Linked DNA regions of Homo sapiens: region 2 is linked to region 1. A link is a loop called in an ENCODE intact Hi-C map of the cell type or tissue named here. Cell type or tissue: PC-9. All regions are shown on one strand. Each heading gives the region's core, and the rest is flanking DNA. Links, peaks and the distances in the headings are about the cores only. Region 1 overlaps LOC105371114 (a long non-coding RNA gene). Region 2 overlaps GDE1 (glycerophosphodiester phosphodiesterase 1).

Region 1 (8,337 bases), core at 315-8,314:
CACCTCAGGCTAGGAGTCAACTTTGCACCTGACATCATGCATGACCTCACTTAACATATCCATGAGGTGGCTTTGCAAATATGGAAACTGAGAGATACAGACAGACAAACAAAGAAAAACTTGCCTAAACTCATCTCATTAGGAAGCATCAGAACCAACATTCAAATCCAGATCGGTCTCCAATTCAGAGCTCACACCCTTTCTCCAATATTGCATTGTAGATGTGAAATGAAGTCAACCAGCCTATTTGTAGATCCAGCTGTATCACAATTCCATTATTCCATCCTATGTAATATCCCAAAATATGAAAACATCCCCCTACCCTCTAGAAAAAAAATATTTCACAATGGTCATGCCAGCAGGAGTGAGGTGGAGCTTGGGGCTATTATCTAAATGCCTTGTTATAACATGCATAATTTTCAAGATAAACTGTTCAACCAATTCTTAAATCACTGACCCATATAAACACAATAATCCCATGTATTTAATACCAGTACAGCATGTCTTTTAAGACAAAGTGGTCAGAAGACTATAAACTTAAAAGTGGTTACCTCTGGGAAGAGAAGCACGAGAGAGGTATGAAGAGGGATGCTACTTTTTATTCTGCTTGTTTCTGTGTTATTGAGAACAAGCATATGTTATACATATGTCTTTTTTCTTTTCTTTGAGATGGATTTTTGGTCTGTTGCCGAGGCTGGAGTGCAGTGGCACGATCTCAGCTCACTGTAACCTCCACCTGCTGTGTTCAAGCGATTCTCCTGCTTCAGCCCCTCGAATAGCTGAGATTGCAGGCACGTGCCACCATGCCTGGGTAATTTTTGTATTTTTAGTAGAGATGGGGTTTTGCCCTGTTGCCCAGTTGGGTCTCAAACTCCTGACCTCAAGTGATCCCAAAGTGTTGGGATTACAAGCATGAGCCACAGTGCCTGGCCATGTTATACATATTTCTGTCAAGTTTTTCAACAAGCATTATTTTCATAAGTTCAAAACCATTTAAAATTGTTTTAAAAGACAACATTCAACTCAAAAATCCATAGGTGATTTTGAGATTGAAGATGGGCAAAAAAGGAAAAAAAAAAGATAATTGCTGATTTTAATCTGTAACCAGATAAAAACAAACAAACAAACGAAGACAGAAAGATTATTACCTTAAAAATGACAGTATCTGTAGTGAAACTGCTATGCTACGGGCCAATAATAACAAAAACTAACATTTATAAACATTTACTGTATATAAGCTTTGGTCTAGGATTCTTTCCATATACTAACGCATTTAATCCCCATGGCAACCCTTTGAGTTAGATACTTGTGGTAGACAGCCTTCAAAATGGCTCTCAATGATCCTCCCCTCCTGGTATTCACCTTCTTGTGTATGCCCTGTGAATAGGGCCAATATGTGCCACCAATAAGATATTGTAGAAATAATGGTATGTCAGCCTGAGCAATATAGTAAGACCCCACCTCTACAAAATATTAAAAATTAACTGGCATGGTGGCAATGGCACACATCTGTCGTCCCAGCTACTCAGGAGGCTAAGGCAGGAGGATCTCTTGAGCCCTCAGGAGGTTGAGGCTACAGTGAGCTGTGATTGTACCACTGCACTCCAGCCTGGGCTACAGAGTGAGACCTTGTCTCAAAAAAAGGAAAACAGAGAAATGATGGCATGTGACTTCCAAGACTAGGTTATAAAAGACACTGCTGCTGCTTCCTTCCTCTTTCTCTCTCTTGAGTTACCCATTCTGGGAGAAGCCAGCTGTCATTTTGTAAGGACCCACAGTTAGCCCTGTGGAGATGCCTGTGTGTAGGGGAACAGAGGAACAGCCATGTGTCTGGCCACCTTGGAAGCAGGTCCTCCAGCCCCAGTCAAGCCTTCAGATGACTGCAGCTCCTGCAACATCTTAACTGCAAACTCATGAGAGACCCTGAGTTTCTGAGCCAGAAACTCCAAGCTAAGCTGCTCCTGAATTCCTGACCTATAGAAGCTGTGAGAGACAATAAATTCTTATTTGTTGTTTTAGATTGCTATATTTTGGGTAAATTTGTTATGCAGCAGTAAATATTACTCAGTTGGGCATGGTGGCTTATGCCTATAATCCCAGCACTTTGGGAGGCCAAGGCAGGAGGATTGCTTGAGCCCAGGAATTTGAGAACAACCTGGGCAACATAGCGAGACCCTATCCTTATTTATTTTTAAAAACATTACAGCACTTATTATCACATCCATTTTACAGATGAGGAAACTTAGGCATAAAGGTGTCAAATAATTTGCCAATTACCAAGTAGTCAGAGCTGGGGCCAGGATCACAGCCTGAGTAAATCACTCCCAGAGGTGGTGCAATTAACCTCAGCACCAGCAGAAATGTGATACAGGGCAGAGTGCAAGAAACCAGGTCTCCTATTCTCTGTGCCTCTCATCAGTTCCTTTGATCCCCCAACCTGCACCCCCACGCCACCAAACCCTCCTTGGTGAGTTTCTAGCTTAGTTTCCAGGGAGCACATCATGTAAGTTTATGACCAGCATGTGACTTGGTAATTAATATCCATGACACTTGGCCTTTGAGCACAAGAAACAAGCCCAGTGCATTCATCTGTTCTCACACTGCTATAAAGACATACCTGAGACTGGCTAATTTATAAAGAAAAGAGGTTTAATTGGCTCACAGTTCCACAGTCTGTACAGGATGCATGGCTGGGGAGGCCTCAGGAAACTTACAATCATGGCAGAAGGCAAAGGGGAAGCAGGCACATCTGCATGGCAGGAGAAGGAGGAGGAGAGAGGCTTAGGGGAAGTGCTACACACTTTTAAACAAGAAGATCTCAGGAGAACTCTGTCACAAGACACCACTAGAAGGATGATGATAAACCATTAGAAACCACCCCCATGATCCAATCATCTCCCACCAGGCCCCACTTCCAACACTGGGGATTACAATTCAGTATGAGATTTGGATGGGAACACAGAGCCATCACCCAGGAACCACAAAGTGAAGCTACCTGGCATGGGCATTGATGCTGTGGTCTGAAGCATGCCATCTTATTCTTCAGTGATGAAGAAGGAACCCTGCTGTTTGTATAAGAAGGAAAATAATTTTTAAAGGTTACATTCTGTCCAATCAGCAAAGGATGCATTTAAATGTTCAAATCCTACTTCTGACTACATTGGGCTTGGCAGTAATACTCCAGCAATATTTGAAGATCCTGGACTTTTCCATGCTGTTTTGTTTTATTTTATTTTATTTTTATTATTGTTAGAGACAGGGTCTCACTCTGTCATCCAGGCTGGAGTGCAGTAGTGTGATCACAGCTCACTGCAACCTCCACCTCCTGGGTTCAAGAGATTCTCCTGCCTCAGCCTCCTGAGTAGCTCGGGTTACAGTTGTGTGCCATCGCACCCAGATAATTTTCGCATGTTTAGTAGAGACAGGGTTTTGCCATGTTGGCCAGGCTAGTCTCAAACTCCTGGCCTCAAACGATCCTCTTGCCTCAGCCTCCCAAAATGTTGATTACGGGCATGAGCCACCATACCCGGCCTATACTGTAATGTTTTAAATGAGTATTTTTATTCCTTCCTCCATCTTTTATTCTGAAAATTTTCAAACCAACAAAAATTTGCAAGAACAGTACAATAGACAACCACATTCCTTTTATGTAAGTTCACTAATTGTTCACATTTTACCAGACTTGCTTCTTCCTACTTCTCTCTGAGCCATATGAGAGTTAATTACAGACTTTTTGAAACTGCATTCCTGTATTCGTTTCTTGTGACTGCTGCAACAAATTATCATACATTTGTTGGCTAATTCACAAAGCTCCACCATAAATCACATTGCTAAATTATCTGATGTCACCCAAGGATCCAGGTAAATAAAGATGTCCATCTCAGGGGCTTAGAGATCACCCCCCAGGAGCTGGAGGCAAAGGGATAGACCTCTCTGTGAGTAAAGTAATTCTTCACTACATAGTAATGTTCACACTTTTTTTTTTAGATTAGGGTCTGAAATCTTCGGGAGACATCTTTTAGCCTACCTCAATCCCAGCTACTTTTCTAGGTACCTCCTGAGAACAAAGACATCCTCCTAAATGGTCGTCTTCTATTCCTTCAAACAGGAGATTTAAGAGACTGTTGTTTCCTGAAGAACTATCCAATTTCTATTCCTGTAAAATTGTTCCTCTTCTGGGAGTGGGAAGTCTCCTTCAGGAACCTGGTTCATTCTTCTGCTCCTGGAAGAAAAAAACTGAGGTCTCCCTGGCTCAGGTGCAGATCCAAGTCAGGGCCAGGTGCCAGGTGCCAGGTGCCAGGTGCAGCCAGCAGGAAGTGCTGGGTCTTCTCTCTAAGGTCACTGCACAGTCACCACTCGCCTCCATCACATTCCATCTTCCATACGTGGAACAACTGGGTTCCACCCATCCCTTTCCAGATCTGCAGGCTGGGACTGGGGGTGGGGAGGTGGCCTCCAGTAAGGAAGGGAAGAGGGAGGAATTGTCTCACAATAGAAATAGCCATCATTTCCTGACACTTCCTCTGTGCCACAGACTTAAAGATCATTTTTTAAAATTTGAGCATGTATTAGTAATATGTCTATTTAGTAAAAAAAAGGGGTAATCAGTAAAATTTTCCCTGCCCTTGTCCTGAGATGTATGATGCATTTACAAACATATACACATATATTCTTGGTTTTTTAACCCCAAAGGTGGCTTACCTGGCATCTTGTTTTGTTTTGTTTTGTTTTGTTTTGTTTTTGAGACAGTGTCTCACTCTGTCACCCATGCTGGAGTGCAGTGTCATGAGCATGGCTCACTGTAACCTTGAAATCCTGGGCTTAGCAATCCTCCTTCCTTAGACTCCTGAGTAGCCAGGACTGCAAGCATGTGCCACCATCCCTGGCTAATTTTTACTTTTTTATTGTTTGTAGAGATGGGTGTCTTGCTATGTTGCCCAGGCTGGTCTTAAACTCCTGGACTCAGACGAACCTCCTGCCTCAGCCTCCAAAAATTCTGGGGTTATAGGCATGAGCCACTATGTCTAGCTTCCACCTTGCTTTTTCACTTCATAATATACCTTCTATAGGCTGGGCGCAGTGGCTCACACCTGTAATCCCAGCACTTTGGGAGGCCGAGGCCAACGAATCACGAGGTCAGGAGATCGAGACCATGCTGGCTAACATGGTGAAACCCCGTCTCTACCAAAAATACAAAAAATTAGCCGGTGTGGTGGCGGGCGCCTGTAGTCCCAGCTACTCGGGAGGCTGAGGCAGGAGAATGGCGTGAACTCCGTAGGTGGAGCTTGCAGAGAGCCGAGATTGCGCCACTGCACTCCAGCCTGTGCGACAGAGACTCCATCTCAGAATATTAATAATAATAATAATAAACCTTCTATAAATATAATTTTCTATATATCTACATATAGAGGTAATTGCTGCACAGATGTGTCAAAATTTATTTAATCCATCTCCTATCGATGGAAATATAGGCTGCCTCTAGGCAATTGTTCTTGCCACAGCCCTGAGACCTAAGCTCTAGTCTTATATCCTCATTTTATGGATGAGAAAACAGGCTCAGAAAGGTTGTGGCATGTGGTCCAGCTCACACAGGAAATAATCGGAAACCAGGTTCTCATCCAGTGACCTTACCCTTAACCACAATGAAAATAGCTTTTATTTTGAGCCAGGAAATTACTTACCCACACACATAATTTTCTGTTTTAGAACAGTTTTAGATCTACAGAAAACCTTTGAGGATAAGATAGAGACTGCGGCCCGCAGTCCACCACGGTAGGGCCATGGGGAGTGCTCATAGGGAAGGTGTTCCTGGCATCCGAGGGTGCACGGAGGGAGCCGGGTGCTATAAGCTGTGCCCGGTCACTGCCGCCTCCCACCCTCAGCGCCGGGTGCTCCCAGCTCTGGGGGATAGCAGGTGGTAAGGGTATCTTCCTTATTCCTGCTCCCTCCTCCAAAGTGTCCTCATCCAACCCAGACGGAGCCAGCCGACATCTCAGCTAGCCTCTCAGCCAGACTCTCAGCCAGCCAGCCTCTCACTCAGCCAGGAAGACTGCCCGCTAGCCTCTCGACCAGCTTCTCAGCCAGCCCACCAGCATCTCAGCGGGCCAGCCAGCCTGCTGGCAAGCCTCCAAGACAGCCACTCGGCCAGCCTCCCAGCCTACCCCTCACCCAGCCTCCCAGTCAGCCACTTAGCCGGCCAGCCATTTAAGACTGAGCCCAATCTCTCTCCCATTGCAAAATTTCATTACTATGTTCCCTATACCTATCATGATGGTCCTGAAAAATCTGCCTTACCGTATTTTAACATGTGCCATTGAATAATTTTTTCTTCTACAGAGGTAGATGCTATTATTAGAATCACTTTATAGAGGAGGATAAAGAAGTACAGAGAGTACTGTCTCAGATTCCCTGTCTCAGGTGCCCGGGCTCATGTACAGTCTCAGGTGCACTGCCTCTCTCTTTAGCCAGCTGGTTCCCCAGCCAACGGTGCACCCTAAATCCCCAGGGAATGACAAAGTTGAGAGATTGGGTGAGGCTCAAATGCCATGGATGTTTTTAGTTATGAAGAGCTCAAGTCATCTCTAAACCTCCCAAAAGCCAGGGGTAGTCATTTCACAGAGCAACCAGTATGGTCCTTGAGGTCCCTCAGGCATGAACCTGGCTGTTGACTCTGGGTCTATTATAGAAATTCCAGATGAGAACTCCACTTTCAAGGGCAAGCACCAAGCCCTCACTGCCACTGGTAAGCCCTCTGTTCTTATCAGCAAGCTGTGAGATTATGCAGTTTTTGTGTTTGTTCTCCTTGTGGTAGATGATTTCAAATTACATGAGAATAATTTATGACCAATTTGGGTTGCATTATTCAATCAGGATTGCAGGGGTGGCAGAATCACCAGGTCAGCTCAGGCTTTGGGTATTTCTTTTTTCCTTTTCTTTCTTTTCTTTTTTTTTTTTAAGACATGGTCTTGCTCAGTCTCCCAGGCTGGAGTGCAGTGGCATGCTCATGGCCCACTGCAGCCTCCACCTCCTGGGCTCAAGCAATCCTGCTACCTCAGCCTCCCTAGTACCTGGGACTACAGGTGTGCACCACCATGACTGGCTAATGTTTGTTTTTAGTAGAGACAGGGTTTCACCATGTTCCCAGGCTGGTTTTGAACTCCTGGGCTCAAGCGATACACCTGCCTCGGCCTCCCAAAGTGCAGGTGTGAGCCACCATGCCAGGTGGGTATTTTCATTAAAAAAGGCAAAAGCCCTTGCTGATGGGAGCTGCATCAACTAAAACATGAATTCACCATAATTGGTGATTTTTGCCCCCTGAATCCTAGTCATAGTCCAAGTGAAATAGCAAGACACAAACAGGGGCATTGGCCAACAGCCTAGTTCTGAAGGAGATGGAGCAGATGTGGACACGTGGAGTCAGGCTTCCAGAAGTCATCAGGTGGATGTGTGAAGTCAGGCTTCCAAGGCAGCTCACGCGCATGGCTGTTGGCTGGGGGCCTCAGTTTCTCACCACACTGATATTCCCACAGGGTTGCTTCAGCGTCCTCACAACAGGATGGCTGACTTCCCCAAGAGAGCAGCTCAAGAGAGAGCAAGGAGAAAGACACAACATCTTTAATGATCTATGCTTGGAAGCTATATGTTGCCACTTTTGCAATATCCTACAGATCGCTTAGCTCCATCCAACATGGAAAGGGATCAGACACGGGCATCATTGCCAGATGATAATCCCTGATGGTCATCTTGGATGCTGGCCACCACAGTTACATTTGAGGTGAGTGTGGCAGGAGCAGAGCACATCTGGGGCAGATGTGGCAGGAATGAAGGATGGAAAAGGAGCTAAGGTTGTGAGTGTCTATTTAAGCCAAAGATGAGAGTTCTAGCTGGGAATAAACAGACATTACTAATATAAGAGTGTGACATTATCATGTTGGCATTTTATTTTTATTTTATTTTATTTTTGAGACAGGGTCTTGCTCTGTCATCCAGGCTGGAGTGCAGTGGCACAATCATAACTCACCGTAGCCTCAAACTCCTGGGCTCAAGTGATCCTCCATCTCAGCCTCCTGAGTAGCTGGGACTACAGGTGTGCACAACCATGCCCAGCAAAAAAAAAAAATTTTTAATCAGAGTCTTGCTCTGTTGCCCAGGCTGGAATGCAGTGGTGCAATCATCACTCACTGCAGTTTTGACCTCCCCAGGCTCATGTGATCCTCCCACCGCAGCCTCCCAAGCAGCTGAGACTACAGGTGTGTGCCACCATGACCAGCTAAGCTAATTTTTGTATATATATATATATACATATTTTGGTAGAGATGTGGTTTCACCATGCTACCC
Region 2 (8,337 bases), core at 182-8,181, 120 kb before region 1:
GACCTACGGCTTACCACACTTTTCAAAAGTATTCCAAAAGGGGTGAGGCCCTCAGAGGGAGTAAAGCAGCAGTACTCCACCTTCTTCCTTGTTTGCTGCTGGTGTGAGTTTAAAATGCATCCCAGTGGATAATAGACTCTACCAATACTTTCAGTACCTCCATTTCTAGTAAACTTCTGTTTTATTCCATAGGGTTGTACTTAATATGTGATAGTTATTGGCTGGGGCTATCTATCACATTTTAATCAATTTTAAATATATGAATCTCTTTATTTTACAGGCTACTGAGGCTCTAAAGAAAATGTATATGGAATTTCCTCAACTGTATAATAATAGTGTGGTCTGTTCTTTCTTGCCAGAAGTTATCTACAAGGTAACATTCGGGATTTTTCTTGTACATATTAGGTGAGCTGGTGTAGATAATTGCAATGGGCTGCGTAAGCACAGGATAGATGCCTATTAAATTGAACTGCATCAGGGTCACAGTTGAGAAGCTCCTCTTTTAAATTAACCAGAGAAATTCCAGAAGGGGAATGTACTCATACCCCTTACAGAATGCCATTATTCCTCTTTTGCCCCTTCTTTTATGTTGTTTATAGGCTCACTCAGATTACTGTAGTAAAATTCTCACAACAGAAAAGAATTATGTAGCCCCTACTTCTCACCAACTAACAGCAGAACATACCTTCATAAAATAAATTCTTAATTATGGAGAATCTAAAACATGCATAAAATAAAGTAGTAGTGTACCCCCCCTTTAACTGTGATCCAGCTCATTTCACCCATAACCCCATTGATCCTCCCCAGTGTTATTTTGAAGCAAATCTTATTCCATCCATAAAATTGCATTAAGAATCTTTAAAAAGTGATGCCATTTTATTTATTTATTTATTTATTTATTTATTTATTTATTTATTTTAAAAGACGGGTTCTCCCTCAGTTTCCCAGGCTGGAGTGCAGTGGTGTGATCACAGCTCACTGCACTCTTGACCTTCCAGGCTCAAATGATCCTCCTGCCTCAGCCTTCCAAGTAGCTGGGACCACAGGCGCACGTCACCACGCCCAGCTAATTTTTTATTTTTATTTTTTGTAGAGACAGGGTCTCCCTGTATTACCCAGGCAGTTCTCCAACTCCTAAGCTCAAGCAATCCTTCCACCTCAGCCTCTCAAAGTGCTGGGATTACAGGCATGAGCCACAGTAACCAGCCTAGTGATGCCTTTTTAAAAACATAGCCACAATGCCATTGTCCCATCTAAAAATTATTAACAATAAATTATTCATATCATCAAATATCCAGTGTATAAATTTTGACTTGTCTCGGAAATGTCATAAATGGTTGTTTTTCATAAATTGCTCATTCGAATAGGACCCAAGTAAGATCGGCGTGTTACAATCGTAAATCTTTTTTTGTTTGTTTTTGAGACGGAGTCTTGCTCTGTCGCCCAGTGGTATGATCTCGGCTCATCGCAACCTCTGCCTCCCGGGTTCAAGCAATTCTCTTGCCTCAGCCTCCTGAGTAGCTGGGATTACAAGCACACACCACCATGCCTGGCTAATTTTTTTTGTATTTTAGTAGAGACGGGGTTTTGCCATGTTGGCCAGGCTGGTCTCGAGCTCCTGACCTCAGGTGATCTGCCTGCCTCGGCCTCCCAAAATGATTACAGGTGTGAGCCACTATGCCCTGCCGGCAACTGTAAATCTTAAAACTTGCAGGTTCTGTCTCTCTCTCTCTCTGTTTTTTTTGTTTGTTTGTTTTGGGGGGGGTCCTTGTTTTGTATTTACTGAAGAAACCGGATTATTGTTTTGTAGAGTTTACCCAAGTCCAAATTTTGCTGATTATGCCATGATATGGCTTAATATTTTTTTCTCTTTATTTTCTATAAACTGGTAGCGAGAGCTGGAAGCTTGCCTTGATGAGGTTAGGGTTGGTTATTCTTGGCAAGATAACTCTAGAGATGAGGGTGTTTTTCCGTCAGGAGGCACTTGACATCTGGTTGACTCCTGTTGTTTTTGGCTGCTATTGATGCTCATTGGCCAGATCTGTCCATTTTCTAGGGAGCTACAAAATGCTGATATTTTAATTCTATTACTTCTTGCATTAGCTGAAATAGATCTTTAAAAAGAAACTTTTCCTCCTCTACTATTTAGTTACCAAATAGGCAGAATAAATGCTTTATCTTTCCTTTTATTTACCAGTTTCCAGAATAACAAGCTGGTTCCGTAGCATTCTTTACCAGTGACCAACAGAGCATACATTGAAAATTTTTACAGTGAGGATAGAGCCTATCAATAGAAGCTGTCATGGAGTTGAATAGGGTCATGGGGCTTGCAGACATTTGGAACAGTGTTTCCCAAACTTCCTTGACCACAGAGTCCTTTAAAACGTATAAGACATTCCCCCAGAGGAGCACAAGAGCAGAGACTAAAGGAACTCCATCCACATCTCTCCATTTCTCTGTTGTCCTCTCCCATTCTCTCGTCACAATCCCTTCTCTCCCTTCCCACCTCACTTCCCCATCCCCCTCCTCACCCCTACAACTCTTCAGCCATTTGCTCTGGAAAGGGTCAAAACTAAACAGCCCATCTTGAACTGACCTTGGTTCCCTCCTCATTGAGTTCTAATTAATTATCTCTGGCCAGGATTTAAGTCAATAGCCAATTAAAAGTTTATTCTCATGACATTATTAAAATTTGATCCTGAAGTTTTAATTTTTCCATTTTAAAGATAGGATTGCAGTTTTTAAGGACTGGGAAAAAAAAGTTCTCATATGTGCTGCATATTAGTGCTTTACATTCTTCACATTATTTTCTCAAAGGGTTTATGATTGAGAACTTATTTAGTAGATACCGGGGCAGGGTACCAACCATGACCACCTCATCTGATTGAGCACATTGGCTAAATCTAAACTAATAAGTATTCAACTTTACATATGATCATTATTTTACTTCCCCAAATTCCTTTGCAGATGAGACAAACAGATCGGGATGTAATAACAGCATTAACTCACAGACCTTGGAGCCTAAGCCATACAGGAGATGGGAAACCACGCTATGATACTTTCTGGAAACATTTTATATTTGTTATGATGGACATTTTGCTCGATTGGAGCATGCATAATATCTTGTGGTACCTGTGTGGAATTTCAGCTTTCCTCATGCAAAAGGATTTTGTATCCCCGTAAGTTGGAAGGTTTTTTATTTTACCCAGACAGACATCCTGAATGCTCTTATTTGAAAGGAAGGATTAACAGAGTAGACAACCTGAATTGGTTCTGACCTGCAAAGCTTACCATACCTCTAAATTGGATTACCAATTTCGCTTCTTAGGTGGGAAGAGTTCAGGCATATTTCACTGTTTTCAGACCGAGTCGATCACATATTTTCGGTTTTTTAGTGTATTTTGAAGAAAAAAAATGAACCTGTGACACTATGCTGAGCAAGGGATTTTATTTCTGTGACTGGTTTTTTTGAAAGCCAACACAGGATCCTGGGCAGAACCACAGTGAAGACATCCTGTGGGCACCAGCCTCCCCACTACCGTCTTATGTTATAGGCACTCCCCCACCTCTCCCCATAAAATTTCCATTTCCTAACCTGCTAGCGATCTCGGAATCATTTCTTTGGCAATTCTGTATCTGTATATTTCAGCTAATTAGAGTTGTAGGTCTAGTATTATTTCAGACATACATGATTCAGTTCAATAAATATTTGGTAAGTGCCTATACTATTGCAAGGTTCCATGTTGAGAAGCTGAAGATGCAGTGGGTAAAGAATCAAAGCCATGATCTCTGCCCTCGTGACGTTTATAGCCAAGTGGGAGAGTGAGAGATGCTAATCAAATAAAAATCCAATCAATATAAAGTTAAAACTAAGATACAGGCTATGTCAGAGAAAACTGTGCATGGGCTATAATCTAATCTGGTCTGGGTTGTCAGAAACAGCATCCCCAAGGAAGTGACAGTTAAGCTAAGATCTGAAGGGTGAGTGGGAATTGGGAGGAATCCAGATCAGAGAGAAAAATACATGTAATGTGCTCTGGCAGGAAGGAACATGGTTCTTTCCAGGAAGTGAAAGAAAATTAATATTCTTTCAATTAATTTAAAATTAATCAGCACAGAAAAGAAAGGGGGAATGTGGTGTGAGATGAAGCCAAGGAGACAGGTCGGGGCCAGGTCAGGCACACCTTCAGTGGCTGTGCCAAGGACATTTGGGGGTGGCGATCATTAGTGAGCTACTGAAATGTTTTAAGCTGGGACAGTGTAGAGGAGGTTCATGGCATCCTGGGTTTTGGAACAGTCCCTCTGATCACAGTGCAGAGGCCAGTTAGGAGGCATTCTCTGGGCACCATTGGTATGCAGTGAACACCATACTTAGTGGCCATTATGGATTCCTGAGACAGCTGCTTATTATTCTAACAGGATTGGCTTTCCTCTTTCCCCAGGGCCTACTTGAAGAAGTGGTCAGCTAAAGGAATCCAGGTTGTTGGTTGGACTGTTAATACCTTTGATGAAAAGAGTTACTACGAATCCCATCTTGGTTCCAGCTATATCACTGACAGCATGGTAGAAGACTGCGAACCTCACTTCTAGACTTTCACGGTGGGACGAAACGGGTTCAGAAACTGCCAGGGGCCTCATACAGGGATATCAAAATACCCTTTGTGCTAGCCCAGGCCCTGGGGAATCAGGTGACTCACACAAATGCAATAGTTGGTCACTGCATTTTTACCTGAACCAAAGCTAAACCCGGTGTTGCCACCATGCACCATGGCATGCCAGAGTTCAACACTGTTGCTCTTGAAAATCTGGGTCTGAAAAAACGCACAAGAGCCCCTGCCCTGCCCTAGCTGAGGCACACAGGGAGACCCAGTGAGGATAAGCACAGATTGAATTGTACAGTTTGCAGATGCAGATGTAAATGCATGGGACATGCATGATAACTCAGAGTTGACATTTTAAAACTTGCCACACTTATTTCAAATATTTGTACTCAGCTATGTTAACATGTACTGTAGACATCAAACTTGTGGCCATACTAATAAAATTATTAAAAGGAGCACTAAAGGAAAACTGTGTGCCAAGCATCATATCCTAAGGCATACGGAATTTGGGGAAGCCACCATGCAATCCAGTGAGGCTTCAGTGTACAGCAACCAAAATGGTAGGGAGGTCTTGAAGCCAATGAGGGATTTATAGCATCTTGAATAGAGAGCTGCAAACCACCAGGGGGCAGAGTTGCATTTTTCCAGGCTTTTTAGGAAGCTCTGCAACAGATGTGATCTGATCATAGGCAATTAGAACTGGAAGAAACTTCCAAAAATATCTAGGTTTGTCCTCATTTTACAAATGAGGAAACTAAACTCTGTGGAAGGGAAGGGGTTGCCTCAAAAGTCACAGCTTAGCTGGGCACAGTGGCTCATGCCGATAATCCCAGCAATTCAGAAAGCTGAGGCAGGAGGATTACTTGAGGCCAGACTGGGCAATATAGCAAGACCCCATCTCTAAAAAATTAGGCATGGTGGTGCATGCCTGTATTCCCAGCTACTCAGGAGGTTGAGGTGGGAGGATCACTTGAGCCCAGAAGTTCAAGGCTGCAATGAGCCATGATTACACCACGGCACTACAACCTTGGTGGCACAGTGAGAACCTGACTCTTAAAAAAAAAAAAAAAAAAAAAAAAAAAAAGATAACTAGAACTTCTAGAACATCTTGTTTACAGTTAGCCAGAAACTATACAAGTGGTTTAACATGCATTATCTTACTCAATCCATACAAAAGTCTTATGGAGGTGTTAGCACTCTTTCTACTGATGAAGAACTGAGGTACTTCATAAAACCACTTACCCAAGGTGTCTTGAGTCTGGTACAACTGGCATTCAAATCTAGGTCAGTCTGCCCCCAGAGCCACTACCCTTACCCCTCACTGAATCTGCCTTTATATTGTTGAGCCCATGACCCCAAACTGCTCTTTCCAATTTGAACTTCCAGGGATTTTATTGTGAACTTACATAGCAACATTAAAATGAAGTTGAATTGTTTTTAATGGCAACGCCGTCTGTCTCCTCTAGCTTACCGCTTCTCACCTTTCAACCCCATCTGTGGCCTTTGTCCAGGCCCACAGCTTAGCCATGGCTTCCCTCCTGCATCCCTGCCGTGGGTTGCTGGCCTCACACTTGCAGCAGCTGGACAGTGATTTTAGAAGGCCACCAGTCCCCATAGCTATGTGACAATGAGAAGCAAACTTTTTTGTGACAGATTGTATTGGCATAGGCATGATAGATGGGGATTGGTACGTTTTGAATCAGCATTTGCAAAAAAATTGTCTTGAATTTTAAAATAAACAACAAAGATTTGTTCATTGAGTGCAACAAATGTCTAAACTGCATGTACTTCCGTGCCATGTTATGACTAGAGTGAAAGGAGGAGGAAAAAGTGACCAAAGAAGATACATCAGGCCAGGCGTGATGGCTCATACCTGTAATCCCAGCACTTTGGGAGCTGAGGTGGGTGGATCACTTGAGGCCAGGAGTTTGAGACCAGCCTGGCCATGATGGGGAAACCCCATCTCTACTAAAAATACAAACATTAGTTGGGCATGGTGGCACATGCCTGTAATCCCAGCTATTCAGGAGGCTGAAGCAAGGAGAATTGCTTGAACCCAGGAGTCAGAGGTTGCAGTGAGCCAAGATTGTACCACTGCACTCCAGCCTAGGCCAGAGAGCAAGACTCTGTCTCAAAAAAAAAAAAAAAAAAAAAAAAAAGATACCTCTGTTCAACACTAGCTGTTCAACAGGCTGTTCAACACTAGCCTGGGCAACATAGTGAGACCCCATCTCTACAAAAAATTTACAAATAGGGGCTGAGATGGGAGGATCACTGGAGCCTAGCAGGTTGAGGCTGCAGTGAGCTAGGATCGTGCCACTGCACTACAGCCTAGGGGACAGAGTTTGACTCCAATCTTTAAAAATTTCATAATAATAATAATATCCCTTTGTGTTGTGGGAAGATCTCTGGAGAGCCATGAGATCTCTGTCTCTTGATCTTTATCCCAAATCCATTTTACCTTTGATTCAGCCAGGCCAAATTAAGGATTTAGGTCCTATGCTAAGATGGTCAGGGCCTCAAAAGGTGGAGAATTTGAATGATGAAATAAGGTATTAATAACTACTATTAAGCACTTCCTTGGAAGGCTTAGTATAGGGTTAATAACAGGATTTGGAATCAGAGAAAGCCAAGTCTGCCTTCCTATTCAGCAACTTACCAGCTATATGACCTTGGGTAAGTTACTGAATTTATCTGTAAAATAGGGGTAGTATTCTTGCGGTGGTAGTGATTAAATGAAAGAGTGCATGTAAAATCCTTGCTAATTAACATTTATTGACTGCCTACCATGTCCTAGACTGTTTAAAATGCTTTCCATGTACAGTAGTTTCTTTATTTTTTGAGACAGTCTCACTCTGTCACCCAGGCTGAAGCGCAGTGGTGCGATTTCAGCTCACTGCAACCTCTGCCTCCTGGGTCCAAGCAATTCTCCTGCCTCAGCCTCCTGAGTAGCTGGGATTACAGGCGCTTGCCACCACGCCCGGCTAATTTTTGTATTTTTAGTAGAGATAAGGTCTTACCATGTTGGCTGGGCTGGTCTCGAACTCCTGACCTCAGGTGATCCGCCCACCTCAGCCTCCCAAAGTGCGGGGATTACAGGCATGAGCCACTATCCACTGCATGTACACCTCCAGGAGAAGCAGGGCTGCACTGAAGTGGAGACAAGGGATGGAGGTGAAGGGAGAAGCATTCTAGATGGAAGCACTTAGCATCTGGTGAATGAGCAGAAGTGATGCTTTCAGAGAGAGTTCAGATTTCATTGTAGAAGCCCAAGCAGCAGCCGGGCATGGTGGCTCACGCCTGTAATCCCAACACTTTGGGAGGCTGAAGCGAGCGGATCATCTGAGGTCAGGAGTTCAACACCAGCCCAGCCAACATGGTGAAACCCCGTCTCTACTAAAAATACAAAAATTAGCCGGACCTGGTGGCACGCTCCCGTAATCGCAGCTACTCGGGAGGCTGAGGCAGGAGAATCACTTGAACCCAGGAGGGGGAGGTTGCAGTGAGCTGAGATTGTACCACTGCACTCCAGCCTGGGAGACAGAGGGAGGCTCCAACTCCATCTCAAAAAAAAGCAAAGAAAAAAGCACAAACAGCACTAAGATGACCCCAAGGGGAATAAAATCACTTCCAACATCACTTCCATGGGTTGCCTGCACTGACCCCACAGACAAGTCTCCCTTAGTCCCTGTGCTTCTTCAGAGCATCTACTACAACTGTAATTAATTATTGCTTA

What was found. A loop is a pair of places that touch in the nucleus more often than their neighbours do. Peaks named below come from ENCODE experiments on the same cell type or tissue, not always from the same donor. Only the 100,000 strongest peaks of a DNase experiment are listed, where the experiment ranks them.
Region 2: it touches region 1 in a loop (4-fold over the local background); 38 of 110 quality-filtered maps call a loop at or near these places.

Annotation. Positions count from the first base shown.
Region 1 is chr16:19,380,867-19,389,203 of GRCh38, reverse strand. The region is part of intron 1 of LOC105371114 (a long non-coding RNA gene); the gene reads left to right. Among named protein-coding and RNA genes, the nearest start is that of TMC5, 33 kb to the left of the region's middle. In PC-9, for the core only: no CTCF peak of the experiment used is centred there; DNase peaks (open chromatin) are centred at 3,743, 4,353 and 6,633; H3K4me3 peaks cover 876 bases; H3K27ac peaks cover 4,868 bases.
Region 2 is chr16:19,499,723-19,508,059 of GRCh38, reverse strand. It overlaps GDE1 (glycerophosphodiester phosphodiesterase 1), which reads left to right. Exons shown (of 6, transcript NM_016641.4): 4 at 281-373; 5 at 2,968-3,179; 6 at 4,443-6,367. The coding sequence ends at 4,590. Among named protein-coding and RNA genes, the nearest start is that of TMC5-AS1, 16 kb to the right of the region's middle. In PC-9, for the core only: CTCF peaks have their summits at 5,014 and 5,213 (motif pointing right); DNase peaks (open chromatin) are centred at 2,259 and 5,239; H3K4me3 peaks cover 1,959 bases; H3K27ac peaks cover 4,115 bases.